Linked DNA regions of Homo sapiens: region 1 is linked to region 2. Evidence: chromatin contacts called from ENCODE Hi-C or POLR2A ChIA-PET data. All regions are on one chromosome and are shown on one strand. The core of a region is the stretch at or near the end of the contact, and the rest is flanking DNA. Distances in the headings are between cores, read along the strand shown. Region 1 holds the start of CNOT3 (CCR4-NOT transcription complex subunit 3). Region 2 holds the start of ZNF432 (zinc finger protein 432).

The links. A loop is a pair of places that touch in the nucleus more often than their neighbours do. ChIA-PET counts read pairs that join two places held with the same protein, here RNA polymerase II (POLR2A). Pooled maps may share reads with other maps.
Region 1: a pooled map shows a loop between it and region 2 (9-fold over the local background). The contact joins the promoter of CNOT3 here to the promoter of ZNF432 in region 2. A Hi-C loop is called at or near these places in 1 of 168 maps with a recorded cell type or tissue (breast epithelium) and 2 of 50 pooled maps. POLR2A ChIA-PET finds 5 or more read pairs at or near these places in 1 of 52 experiments (BJ).

What each region holds. Positions count from the first base shown.
Region 1 is chr19:54,133,924-54,140,922 of GRCh38, forward strand. It overlaps CNOT3 (CCR4-NOT transcription complex subunit 3), which reads left to right and starts at 3,839. Exons shown (of 18, transcript NM_014516.4): 1 at 3,839-4,070.
Region 2 is chr19:52,046,004-52,053,530 of GRCh38, forward strand. ZNF432 (zinc finger protein 432) reads right to left here and starts at 2,835. Exons shown (of 5, transcript NM_014650.4): 1 at 2,692-2,835; 2 at 851-1,057. The coding sequence starts at 865. RefSeq lists an enhancer at 2,618-3,207.

The DNA of each region.
Region 1 (6,999 bases), core at 2,589-5,088, 2.1 Mb after region 2:
CCCTCCCTCTCTCCACCTTCCCCTCTCTCCCTCCCTCCCTCTCTCCACCTTCCCTCTCTCCTCCCCTCTCCCCCTCCCTCCCTCTCTCCACCTTCCCTCTCTCCACCTCCCCTCTCCCCCTCCCTCCCTCTCTCCACCTCCCCTCTCCCTCCCTCTCTCTCCTCCCCTCTCCCTCCCTCCACCTCCCCTCCCTCTCTCCACCTCCCCTCCCTCTCTCCCTCCCTCCCTCCCTCTCTCCACCTTCCCTCTCCCTCCCTCCACCTTCCCTCTCCCTCCCTCCACCTTCCCTCTCCCTCCCTCTCCACCTTCCCTCTCTCCTCCCCTCTCCCTCCCTCTCTCCACCTCCCCTCTCTCCCTCCCTCCCTCCCTCTCTCCACCTTCCCTCTCTCCCTCCCTCTCTCCACCTTCCCTCTCTCTCTCTCCCTCCCTCTCTCCAGCTCATGCTATCTGGGTCTCCCTCTGACTTTCTAGGTCCTGTCTGAGATTTTGCTCTTTCTGTTCCCCTCTCTGGGCCTCCCCGTCACCACTCTGTGTATCTCTGGATCCCTGTCCTTCAACCCAGAGCTCTGTCTCTGGACCTCAGTGGCAATCTCTAAATCTCTCTCCTTCCTCAAGTCAAAAAGTCGACACACTCAGGAGGTTCCCTTGAGTGGCTGAACTACCCCAGGTTGTATAACTCAAGTCTGTTTTCTCAATGTTATCCCTGACCCTCTGGGTCAACCCTGTTTGAAAATGACAACCTTTGCTGATCTCTACATACTGGTCTGCCAGGGAAGGACCCGTGGTCCACAACCCTGTTCAGAATCCCCCATCTCCCTTGGCCAAAATATCCGGCATCTACCAATGGGGCTGTGGCATGAGGGTGTCAATCTCAGGAAAGGAATCTTGAGTCGCCTGGGCCTGCAGCCCTCGTACTTTCAGAACAGAGGTTCTCAGAATTTAATGCGCTTCAGAATTACACTGAGGACTTGTTAAAACATAGTTGCTGGGCCCAGAGTTTCTGATTCAGTCTAGGGTGGGGCTCAAAAATGTGCCTTTCAAACAAGTTCCCAGGTGATGGGTACGTGCCTGACCCAAGGCCACATTTCAGAAGCACTGCTCTAGAAAAGAAGACTCTGTAAGCGGCTCTTACGCTGGGCGCGGTGGCTCACGCCTGTAATCCCAGCTACTTGGGAGGCTGAGGTGGGAGAATGGCTTGAACCTGGGAGGCAGAGGTTGCAGTGAGCCGAGATGGCGCCCCTGCACTCCAGCCTGGGTGAGAGAGACACTGGCTCCCACCTCAAGATCGTTTTAGTTGGTCCAGTGTAAGCCTGGGTATCTGGACTTTTTTATTTTTTATTTTTATTTTTTGAGACGGCGTCTTGCTCTGTCACCCAGGCTGGAGTGCAATGGCGCAATCTCGGGTCACTGCAACCTCTGCCTCCCAGGTTCAAGTGATTCTCCCGCCTCAGCCTCCCGAGTAGCTGGGATTACAGGCACATGCCACCATGCCCAGCTAATTTTTGTATTTTTAGTAGAGACGGGGTTTCACCATGTTGGCCAGGCTGGTTTTGAACTCCCTACCTCAGGTGATCCGCCCACCTCGGCCTCTGAGAGTGCTGGGATTACAGGTGCAATGGCGCAATCTAGGCTCACTGCAGCCTCTGCCTCCCGGGTTCAAGTGATTCTCCCGGCCCGGCCTGGCCTCTAATTTAAAAAAAATTTTTTTTTTTTAAAGTTCCTCAGGTAGGCCAGGCGCAGTGGCTCACGCCTGTAATCCCAGCACTTTGGGAGACTGAGGCGAGCGGATCACCTGAGGTCAGGAGTTCGACACCAGCCTGGCCAACATGGTGAAACCCCGTCTCTACTAAAAATACAAAAATTAGTCGGGCGTGGTGGCGGGCGCCTGTAATCCCAGCTACTCGGGAGGCTGAGGCGGGAGAATCACTTGAACCCCGGGAGGCAGAGGCTGCAGTGAGCCTAGATTGTGCCACTGCTCTCCAGCCTGGGGGACAAGAGCAAGTCTTCGTCTCAACAACAACAACAATAACAACAAGTTCCTCAGGTGACTCTGATGTGCAGCCAAGTTGGAAAGTCATCGCTAGATCCGCGGTGTGCAAAGTGAACTGCGGACCGTGGACTGCGGCACTTGTTAGAAAAGCAGAATTTGCATTTTAACACATTCCTAGGTGATTCCGGAGATGTCTGAGAAGCGATACTTTGTCCAGGGGCCACAGTTTGAATAGCAAAGCTCTAGAACAATAACTCTAGGCTTCATTCCCGTTGTCTGTGTGTGGGCCTACGAATATGCATTTTCGCAAGCATTCCTCCTCCCCCTTGCCTCAGACCATTCTGATGCGGGTGGTGCTGAACGGCTCCATCCTCCTTCACGTTCACCTCTCCCTGGGATTTATCTTACTTTCCACCACCTAGACAGGAAGGGGCGAATCTGGCTTCCCATCTCGGTTGTGTGACCCTGGGCAAATGCCTCCCAGTTCGTGGAAGTCTCAGTGTCTAGTTAAGTTTTCAATCACAAGTCATTCCTCACATTCATTCATCTATTCCTTTGACAAATGGTTACTGACTACTTCCTGCGTGCTAAGTGCTGGAGATGCAAAATCCAGACAGGGAAACCGAATAATTACGAAAATGACGGTAGACGTACAAAAATAAATCCTAACGAACAAGGCGCGCAGGAGCGCTCCGCCCGGGAGGGAGGTCAGGGAAGTTTTCTCTCCAAGAAGACAACAGAGCTGAGACCTGAAACGAGCAGGCATTAGGGAGCCACCCGTCTCCTCTGTACCTTCTGCAGCGTCCTCAACACACTAAGGAAGCGGAGACGCAGAGGAGAATGACTGTCCCACCATCTGGTCGCCTAACCAGGCAGGGGCAGGACAAAAACTCCATGCCTCACGCTTCCCAACCAATTCTGCTATGCACGGTGCCAGAGACTTAAAGCAGTGTCTCTGGTCCCTTTCTTCTTTCACTCAGCAAATAATGAATTTCAGAGATGTGCCAACATAGAGGCACTTGGAGAAAGACGAGGCAGCTGAGAGGGAAGCTGCTTACCTGGCCGGGACGCAACGGTTGCGACCAAGTCCCACTTCTGCCAGCTACATACACCCTCTTTCACACGCTCTACGAGCAGCTACCGCCCACTCGCCACGCTATTGGTCCAACTAGCATGAATGATAACTTTTAGGGCCAACGAAGAAAAAGGGGTGGACTTTCTTGCCCAGCTCCTCCCACTTGGCCCTGTGGCTGTTTTGATTGGCAGATGACTTCGGCTCGGCCCCCGCTTTAAAGGCACCTGTCTGTCTCCCATTAGGTACGCGGCCCCTAACGCCCACACTCCATGCCTTCCTCCGCTTTCCCCACCCACTTCCAGGACCAACCAATGACTTCAAGGCAGAATATGCCCCCGCAACCAATTAAAAAGAGCTCTAAACTTGACGGACGACTTCCCGCCCCTGGACTGTCGTAGCTCCTCCCCCAGACCAATTGTTTTAAGAGAGGGGGGCGGATACATCCAATCAGCACGACACAGGTCTCTTGATTGACGTTCGGGTCCTCGCGCTGGCGTGTTGTGCCCTGAGGCGGGAGGAGGAGGAGGAGCGGGGAGGAAAACCTGAGCCAATCCTAGCAGCCTGCGCGGGAGGCCAATCGAACGCCGCGCCTTGGAGCGATCACCCAATCCGCGAAAGGGGGCAGGGCGCATCCCTGCCAGGAACCAATAGAAAGCCTCCAAGGGTCAGGAGCGACGTTCAGCGGGAGCAATGACTGGCCTATATTCGGGACTCGGGGGCGGGTCGGCGCCAGAGACGAGAAGAGAGGAGGGGAGGCCTCCTCCGCCGCCGCCATCTTGGACCGGGCCCGGTCAGCTTCCGCGGAGCCATCGGCAGACGCCGCGGCCTCCCTTGAGCCCCGACCCCCGTCGTCAGAACAACCCCGGGCCCACTCCCCCAACCCCACTTCCGCTTCGCGCCGCTATCGCGATAGCGCCCGGGCCCGGGGCGCGAGAAAAAGGCGGCGGGCGCTCGCCTCCCCCGCCTGTCGCGATACGCTCCTCAGCGGCGGCGCCAGCTCCTGTGGTGAGAGCGTCAGGCTCGACTGGGCCGGACCCCTTCCCTTCCTCCCCCCGGCGCCATCGGCCGCCCTCCCCGCCGCCTCCCGCCCTGGCGACACCGCCGTCTGTCGCGACATGGCCTCCCCTCGCCTGCCCCCTGCCGCCGCCTCTGCAGCGCGGGGCTCCCGGCGGGGGGCGGCTCCCTCCCTCTCGCCCTCCCGTTCCTGCGCCTCTTTCACGTTCCTCAGCGCCTCCCGGGGGTCCTTCCGCGACCCGGACCCCGGGCCCCGCCCGCCGCCGCCTCCCCGCGTGGCATCGCGTCGGGCCCCCCGGTAGGGGTGTGAGGGTGCGAAGCCTCCCGGGCGCGAGGTGCCCGCCCCTCTCCGCGTCGGTATTGGCTCCTGGCTGGAAGGATGGAGGCGCCCCTGGTCCCAGGTGCCCGCCCTCTCGGGGCTCAGGTGCCTGCCCCCCTCGGCCTCGGTCCTTCGCGTTGTGGGGCAGCCTCCGCGCCGGGGCTTCTCCCTCGACGGTGGCGGGGAGGGGGGGTGGTGGTCGGGACGAGGACCCCAGCTGGGTGGGGGAGTCACCCTTCCCAGGACCGAGGCCGCCCTCCGCATCCCTCCTCACTGCTCCCGGGAGCGCAGCCTCCCCTGGATCTCAGGTTCCAGCTGCCCGTCTGTATCGGATGGGAGCCTCTTGGGAGAGGAGTGGAGGAGAAACTCCCCGTTAGTTGGAGCCTTTGCCGAAGTTTCCACCTCTGTAGTCTGCAGCTCTTCCCTCTCATAGCGAGTAGCGCCCTGGGTGGCTCCAGCCTCGCCATCCCGCTGCACTGGGCGCCTGCCTTTTTGGGGGAGTTTGGCTTTCCCCCACCTGGGGTACAGGACCGTCCTCAGTGTGGCCCACGTCTGGTCTCAGCTCTCACACTTCTTTGATCCTGGCGTCTGCCCCTGGCTTTGCAGCCTTGAACTCCCCTGCATCGTGACTCTCCGACCTTCTGGGTGTGGGCGTCTCCCAGTGATATCAGGACCACTGTGGTCTTGTTGCTGGGGGCTGCTGGGATCCCCTGGCGCTCAGGTGCCTGGTGAAAGACACTAAGCCGCCACGCTGTCCATGTTAGTGAGCTCCCACTGCGGGCAGCACCAGCCCCTCTTTCTGAGCAGTCCCTGCCTCTCAGTGCAGGGCGGCCACCCACCCCGGGGTGAGCTCTCCTGTCCTTTTGGTGAGGGGTTTTGATGTCTCCCCTCCCTCCCTTCACCCCTGCCTGAGTATGAGGCTTCTTCCATCTTCACACCAGTCTCCTCCTTTAGGGTGTCAGCTCTCCAAGGACCAAGAAGCCCACTGCCCTTGATATTTGCATCAGATCCCACACTGTGGGTTTGTTGACTTCCCATCTACCCTTACGCTGGGTGTCAGCAGTTGGAGAACAAGGGTTTCGCCTTCTGGCCCCGCTGCTGGTACCCCATGAGAGTAGGAAGCTTCCTAGACCCGGGTTCCTGTACTGCGAGGTGGGGGCTCTTCCCTCTGGGGCTGTGCCTTCTCTCCAGGGTAAGGACCCTTTCTTGGTGTCACCTCCCCCAGGGATAAGGTTCTTGCCATCCTTGGTATTGGTATGGCTGCTTTTCTGGATTTGAGGTGTCCACGCCTCTGCATGTGTCCCCACCGTAAGGCTGAGGACCCCTCTCGGATGCAGGTGCCCCCGGCTAATGCTTCCAAAACCCCCTCTTGATTTGTCACTGTATGGGGTAAGGCATAGTTTCCTGGCTGTGTGGATGTAAGATACCTGAGTCTCAAGCGGGAGACTCCACTGTAGACCCTGTCCCTGGGACCAGAGACTTCTCTGGTGTAGACTTTCCAAGGTGGGAGATTCCAGCCCCCCACCCTTGGCATGGGGCATCTCAGTGGAGATGACTACCTCTACCCCAGGCCCTAACGCATCCTTCTTCTGGAGTCTCAGAGCCTCTGTGTGGCCACGTCAGCAGCCACCTGGGTTAAGGATCACCCTTCAACATCACTTCTCAGAGCTCCTTGCTGCAGAGGCGGAAGCTCTCCCAGATCAAAGGTGCCTCATGACAAAGACCACTCTGTGGGCACATGACGGCCCCCAAGGTTAAGGACCACCCGGTGTTAGTTTCCCAGGGCTGACCTCCTGCCCCTCCCTCCTCGAGTCTTTGTGTGGTGGTATCATCTTCCCTGAGATGAAGTCTGGGGGGCTCTTCTTTACTGGTTTTGGCTCTGATTTTAGCGTGTTGGCTCCTGTGAGGCTGGTGTCCTGCTCACCTCCCCCCACCCCGCCACCCGCCTTGTGGGTCCCTTCCCTGTGGGGATGTGTGTTCCTCTTGGGTAAGTCTCCTCCTGGGCCGAGGTTCCCAGATTCCTCAGTGCTCTTGGAGAGCCTTTGCTGCTGGAGCACAGGTTCTTCACGCCTGAGAGTGGACCTGCGATCACCACCTTCCTTGGAGGATCTTGGTGGATGCCCCCCTGACTACAGCAAATGGGGCTCTTTCTTCTCTGGCGGCGTCTCTGCTTCGAGACTCAGGCTCCAGCTTCCCTTCTCTCTGGTCCTTTGCTGGGGGGACCAGAGGTACAGATACCCTCATGATATAGGGATTTTCTTAGCGGGGAAGGTGTTGTCTCTACTGTGGCTAAGGCTCCAGCCTCTCTAGGGGACAAGTACCCTGGGCCTCTGGCACTTGCCCCTTCTCTGTGGAGGAGCTGCCTCCTCACTGGGTCTCAGCTGTAGCCGACTTCGATGTCACACTGTTCTGTCTGAAACATCACCTCCCTGGGTTAGCGCTCTTGTTCCCCTCCTCCTGGCTTGTGACCCCTCCAGGACTTCCTTCTCTTGCTGCCACAGTGTGGTCTCCTGTCTGTGGGTATTCTTCCTCTGCACTAGGATACCAGTCCTTTCCGTGTGGAGACACAGGGAGGGCGTCACCTGCCTAAGGTGTTGATTG
Region 2 (7,527 bases), core at 1,585-4,084:
AACCAAAAAAAAAAAAAAAAAAAGAATTTTTTCCCTTTGGATTCCATGAGTAATTTATGTAATTACAAAAAATAAAAGCAATATAAGTATGCAAGAATTGGAGGTGAAAATGCAGAAGGATATTGTATATTCTGAGATGAGGTGAAGTTATCAAACATGGCACCCAACGACTCAAGACCTTATCAGACAACTCCCTAATGCCAAATCTGCAGTTAATGCCAGTTCAGCCACATGTTCAGGAAAATGGAAGCTATGCACACCTTCCATTTTCCTAGGTCACTTAGATTTTATTCCTAAATAAGCTCACACAGACACGCAAGACTTGAGTGTGTGGCCTTGCTTTCGTCCCCTAAAAAAACTGTTTCCACTGAGTTTGCCTGGTCTATTTCCATAGGAGTCTCTGAGGAACCGTGTAATAAACAGCAGTAAGAAATCTTCTGCCTTTATTAGAAAGCTAGTTCAAAACACTGTTCACCATATCACCTCTGGGAAGAATAGCAAATTTTTCTTGAGATCTAAGTGCCATGAAATAATAATCTCCTGAGGAACCTGTCTGCTTTCTCCCCACAGTCACTGTATAACTTAGTGTGACTTTCTTGTACTGGCTGTCAGAGACATCAGATGCAAACTGAGAGCTAAGGTAATGGAAAGGATCTTCTAGTCAGGCATTATTTTCCAACATCAGTCATTTTGTAGGAATCACATAAACACTATATTCCTGATCTTACTTTGCCATGATGTTGGAGTTAGATTTAAAGTTTATTTCTCTCTAGATTCTGAAATGATTTCTTACGGGTCTCTACAAATCCACTATGGAATAAAGGAGAGAATAAAATAGAGAAAAAGTCACCTGGGCATTGATCATTTTCTTCTGTTGTGGGAAATGGCCAGCACCTGGGATACTCTGTCTTTGTCTCCTCTGGATCTGCCTTAAATTTCTATTTAGAAACTTCAGTCACCAGTGAAGGGTGTCCACAGAAATCATATCTAGGTCCTGGAATCTTCCTCTTTCTTCATTTACTTCTTGTCTCTTCCCAGGGTAGCCAGGACCTGTGGACTGAAGAGCAAAACAACTTTCAGGGGTACATTCACCTTAACACGTGGCCCTGAATATTTGTCTCTTTATTTGGTTCTCTCAAACCAAGGAAACACAAGACCCTCAATGTAGGCCAAATGCCTTTCTTCGGTGAAGTGTGGAAGTAACATGAAGATGAAAGGGGAGGTCACAAAGGAGAATCCACATAGCATCATGCCTAAGCAGTAGGTAATTCTCATATCAGTTTTTTAAATCAGGCCATATGGATGGTGAGAAACTACATTTTTTCCTTTATACAATGTTACTCTCACACCTCTTTAAAAGTCTTTATATATATTTAAAAGTGTTTATATACGGCCAGGCATGATGGCTTACACCTGTAATCCCAGCACTTTGGGAGGCCGAGATGGGCAGATCACCTGAGGTCAGGAGTTCGAGACCAGCCTTGTCAACATGGTGAAACACTGTCTCTACTAAAAATAGAAAAAATTAGCCAGGCATGGTGGCAGGCACCTGTAATCCCAGCTACTCGGAGACTGAGGCAGGAGAATGGCTTGAACGCAGGAGGCGAAGTTTGCAGTGAGCCCAGCCATTGCACTCAAGCCTGGGCGACAAAAGCAAGACTCCATCTCAAAAAAAAAAAAAAAATGTTTATATACACACTTCAATATGAAGAACAAGAAACACATAGAAAAAAAGAGGGAGACAGAGAAAAGGAATACGAGTTATAAATACAAATTTAGAAAACAATTCAAAAATATAAATACTGGGAAAATAGCCGCCTTTATATACTAACATACAAAACCTGAAACACCCATAAAAATATGCAGTACATTTGCAAGAGGAAGGATAAAAATAGGCTCTTGTTAATTTGTGCGCAGTAATTTAAAAACATAATGTTAAATAGAAAGCCTATTCATCCGCCCCCCTTCACCCCCAAAAAACTTTCATTTTCTGCAGGTTCAAGAGCATGGGTTGTTGTGGAAAGCCAGAGGATTAGAAAACTCATTGTGGAGGAGGTACTCGGACCTGAAACTTTTAGGAAATGTTAACGTTCATCAAGTCTGTTCCAGCCAAAGTTTGAGCTCAACACACACACACACACACACACACACACACACACACACACACACACACACACACAAAACCAGCCAGGGCTCTTGTGAAAAGACTTCGGCTTTCACTTGTCTCTAGACAAAAGACCACCACCCCGCCAGATAAAATAGGAAAACCTGGAATAGACACACACGTACACTGGATTCCCTTAATGATTCATCAATCACTAAGCCTCAGATTAATCCAGAATGTGAAACAGAAGTCACATTCGTTGACAAAAGCCACCCCATCGATTCTCAATCACTGAGCCCCACTGGGGAGTGACCCGCGAGGACCACAATCCCTGACCTCAGTACTCTTGGTCGTTGATCTATTCAGGCCTTTAATCACTGACCACCAGAGCCTCCATGAGGGACCCCAAAGATATCCTATCACAGACACCCACCAGGGACTCCTACCAGCTCCCCTCCAAAAGGAAACACCCGCCCCCGCCTCCCCCAACCCCCGCGCTACCTCCACCATATAGCGCCACCAACAACGCAGACGCCCTCAGAAAGCTCCCTCCCACCACGTTTCCACGCCCTGACCCACACACTGACCTGACTCTCCTTGGAATCGCCGCGACCTCTTAAAAGCTGAACTTACTTCCCTAAACTTCTTCCACTTCTGGGCCCCTCGCCCAACTCCCTCCCCCTCTAAACCTCCAGAGACGGTCAGCCGCGTTTCCATGGAGAGCGGAATGCGGCCTTCCGGCTTTTCCTCAGGAGGAGACGCGTCCGCGCCGGCGTCGCCTCGCCGCTCTGGGGGCGGCCATCTTTGAGTACGTGACGTACAGAAGGCACAGCGGCCGGGAGACGCGGTGGACGGAGGCCTCTTAAACTGTCCGATTTCCAGACACCTCAGCCCTGGCAGAAAATGGAGAGCTTATCAGAGGCTTGAGTTCACACAGGCAGACACGGCGTGGGGGTAAAGTCCTCTGAACAGACACGGAACAGAAATAAGTTAGTCTTCTCCTCGCAGGGGACAGTGAACGGCGCAAACTTCTCAAAGGCCAGAACCCATTATTACCACAAAGGCGCGGCATCCCTTCTTAGCGGTTATGATGGCTGTGACGTCTCAGCTCAATGGAAAATTAAAGTCACCTCTGGGCACCTCAGTCACTATTGTAAATGCGAAGCGTTTTAGAAGCCGTATAAAAACTGAAGCAAGAGAGACTAGAACAAAAAATAAGCGAGCGGTGCGTTGCAGGTAACGGAGCCAGAGCCCTTAGGGGAGAGCATCATGGGGGCGGCCATCTTAGGGGACGTTCGGTGTCCGTACGGCAGAACATATTCTCTCTGAGAAGCTTGCGGTGGAACTGGCCCATGGAAATGTCTTTAGAAGAGAAGAACCACCTGGCTCTGTTCTTGACTCTGGAAAAGAATCCTTTTCTAGAATTATTTAGGTTGTTGCCAGATTAATTTCCTTTAGAGAGTTTCCTTGCCCCCACGACTTCCTATCTTTAAAGCCAACAATAGTATGTGAAATCCCTTTCATATTTGAAACCACTGACTATTGCTGCTGCATCTCTCCGGTTTCTCCTATTCTTAAGTGCTTGGGCAATCCAGAATAATCTCCCAATGCTAAAGTCAGCTGATTAATAAACTTAATTACAATGCAGAGTCCTTTTTGCCATGTAACATAACCATGGGAATTACTCTGGGGTTGTAGATCTGGCTATGATATGATGACACTAATGAATATTTTGCAATAAAAACATACTATTTTAAAATATATATATACATATATCTTTATATATGTATATTTCTACAGAATTATTACAAGTTATGTCTTATGATGGTTTCTTATAAGAAGCAAGGAGGAAAAGGTCCTTAACATTTTCAATTGTGTTTTTTTTAATAATAAAGCATGCATTCTAATTTACAAAAACCACAATAAAGGTACTTTCATCATGTCAGTCTTGAGGCTGAACAACACTTAACATTCTTTTTCCTTTTACCTGTCTGCCTTCTCCCTTCCCCTACACTCTCTATACCCCACCCTCCAGGCTCTCTGTTCCATCATCTTATGCGTATGGCCCCTTTCCCCTGTGCCCTCTTATTACTTCCATCTATCACGCAGACACACACTGTCACTCCCCTAAACACTCTAGTGTTAAACAATTGCTGCTGATTGTTTTTTGACAAGTGCCCTATGGGTAGGAGTGTTCACATAAATAAAGTCAAGCCAAATAGAGAAATACTATGAGAATAGACCTATTCAGCAGGCTGCAAAGCAGGCTTAGTAGTGAACATTCTGTGGGGATGGAGGCTTTTGGGTGTTTCAGAGCCATTTCTGCCATTTTCAGAGCCATTTCTACCTCCTCAAGTGCAGATATTCTGCTAGGGTGCAGATATTCACTGTTACTGTTGTTAAAAGGTGGTTGCTTTTCAAGGCTACCTTGAAGCTGAGGATATGGGGATAGGATTAGGGCAAGCTAAATACCACAAGCTCACTGTGGCCGGCATTGTAGACTTAATTGGCCATTCTAGAAGAGGAACTAACTGGCTTCTAGCCAGGGCCTAAAAACTAGATCTAGATAGCCAAAAAGATTACATTAAACTTCCTCTAGTGTCCCATCTATCAGATTCCAATCCTGAAGGACCAAGTCAATCTCTCTTCTATTTCATCTCCTTTCTCCCATCTTATAAAAGATCTTTGGAAAACTCTGTTTATTTCATATATAACAGAGCTGATATTTGTATGTTTTGTGGAGATGATGTTTCATCATGTTGCCCAGGCTGGTCTTGAACTTTTGGGCTCAAGCAATCCTCCCACCTCGACCTTCCAAAGTGCCAGGATTACAGGCATAAGCCACCATGCCTGTCTTAACATTTAATCTTTTCAAATTACTTCACTATGTATTCTTTTTTGTTGTTGTTCTTTTTTTCTGTTTACTTCACTGTGTATTCTAAGCACAAATAAGAAATTCTTATTTCCTAATTATTGTTTATTTCCATATATATAATATATTTTTTTAATAAGTTTTTTTTTAGACTGCATCTCACTCTGTCACCCAGGTTGGTGCGCAGTGGTGCAATCTCAGCTCACTGCAAACTCTGTCTCCCGGGTTCAAGCAATTCTTCTGCCTCAGCCTCCCAAATAGCTGGGATTACAGGTGTACCACCACACCCAGCTAATTTTTGTATTTTTAGTACAGACATGGTTTCACCATGTTGTTCATGCTGGTCTCAAACTTCTGAACTCATGTGATCCACCTGCCTTGGCCTCCGAAAGTGCTGGGATTACAGGAATGAGCTCCAACACCTGGCCCATTTCCTAATATTTGTATACACTTGCTATATTTTTATTTTTACCACACATAAAAATCAAGGCAAATGCAAGCCATGGATCTTATACATACAAAGGCATGTAGAACTATAATCATATAGTGAATATTCATGCATACTGAGGCAGGTTTTTAGATGCTCAGAGTCTGAAATTGCACTGCATGGTATTTCCATAAAATGTCCTGGGGCATACTCGGACAGAATAGCTCAAGTGCAAATTATAAGCATATATTCCCCAAATTGTATCCTGTTTGAATTCATCAAAGTTGAAATGAAGGAAAAAATAATAAGGGCAGCTGTGGGGAAAAGAAAGAGAGATCAGACTGTTAACTTGTCTATGTAGAAAGAAGTAGACAAAAGAGACTCCATTTTGTTCTATACTAAGAGAAATTCTTCTGCCTTGAGATGCTGTTAATCTGTAACCCTAGCTCCAACCCAGTGCTTGCAGAGACATGTGTTGTGTTGACAGAAGGTTTAATGGTTTTAGGGCTGCGCAGGATGTGCTTTGTTTAAAAAGTGCTTGAAGGCAGTATGCTTGGTAAAAGTCATCACCATTCTCCAATCTCAAGTACCCAGAGACACAATACACTGCACAAGCCCACAGGGACCTCTGCCTAGGAAAGCCAGGTATTGCCCCAGGTTTCTCCCCATGTGATAGCCTGAGATATGGCCTCATGGGAAGGGAAAGACCTGACTGTCCCCCAGCCCAACACCCATAAAGGGTCTGTGCTGAGGAGGATCAGTAAAAGAGGAAAGCCTCTTTGCAGTTGAGATAAGAGGAAGGCATCTGTCTCCTGCTCATCCCTGGGAATAGAATGTCTCGGTGTAAAACCTGACTGTATGTTCTGTTTACTGAGATAGGAGAAAACCACCTTAGGGCTGCAGGTGAGACATGCTGGCAGCAATACTGCTCTTTATTGCACCGAAATGTTTGTGCTCGTGCACATCAAGGCACAGCAGCTTTCCTTAAACTTATTTATGACACAGAGACCTTTGTTCACATGTTCTCCTGCTGACCCTCTCCCCACTATTACCCTATTGTCCTGCCACATCCCCCTCTCCGAGATGGTAGAGATAATGATCAATAAATACTGAGGGAACTCAGAGACCAGGGCCAGCTGCGCAGGTCCTCCATATGCAGAGCGCCAGTCCCTGGGGCCCCCTTTTCTTTCTCTATACTTTGTCTCTGTCTCTTATTTCTTTTCCTGGTCTCTCGTCCCACCTGACGAGAAACACCCACAGGCTGTGGAGGGGGTGGCCCCCTTCAGGCAGCCAGAGAGAAAGGTCGGCTTACCCACAAAGGGAAGCCCATGTGACTAACAGCAGATCTCTCAGCAGAAACCCTACAAGCCAGAAGAGAGTGGGGGCCAATATTCAACATTCTTAAAGAAAAGAACTTTCATCCTAGAATTTCATATCCAGCCAAACTAAGCTTCCTATATGAAGGAAAAATAAAATTCTTTACAGACAAGCAAATGCTGAGAGATTTTGTCACCACCAGGCCTGCCTTACAAGAGCTCCTGAAGGAAGCACTAAACATGGAAAGGAACGACCGGTACCAGCCACCACAAAAACATGCCAAATTATAAAGACCATAGATGCTAGGAAGAAACCACATCAACTAACGAGCAAAATAACCAGCTAACATCATAATGACAGGATCAAATTCACACATAACAATATTAACCTTAAATGTAAATGGGCTAAATGCTCCAATTAAAAGACACAGACTGGCAAATTGGATAGAGTCAGGACCCATCAGTGTGCTGTATTCAGGAGACCCATCTCACGTGCAGACACACACATATGCTCAAAAAAAAAAAAAGGGATGGAGGAAGATCTACCAAGCAAATGGAAAACAAAAAAAAGCAGGGGTTGCAATCCTAGTCTCTGAGAAAACAGACTTTAAACCAACAAAGATCAAAAGAGACAAAGAAGGCCATTACATAATGGTAAAGGGATCAATTCAACAAGAAGAGCTAACTATCCTAAATATATATGCACCCAATACTGGAGCACCCAGATTCATAAAGCAAGTCCTTAGAGACCTATAAAGAGACTTAGACTCCCACACAATAATAATGGGAGACTTTAACTTGCCACTGT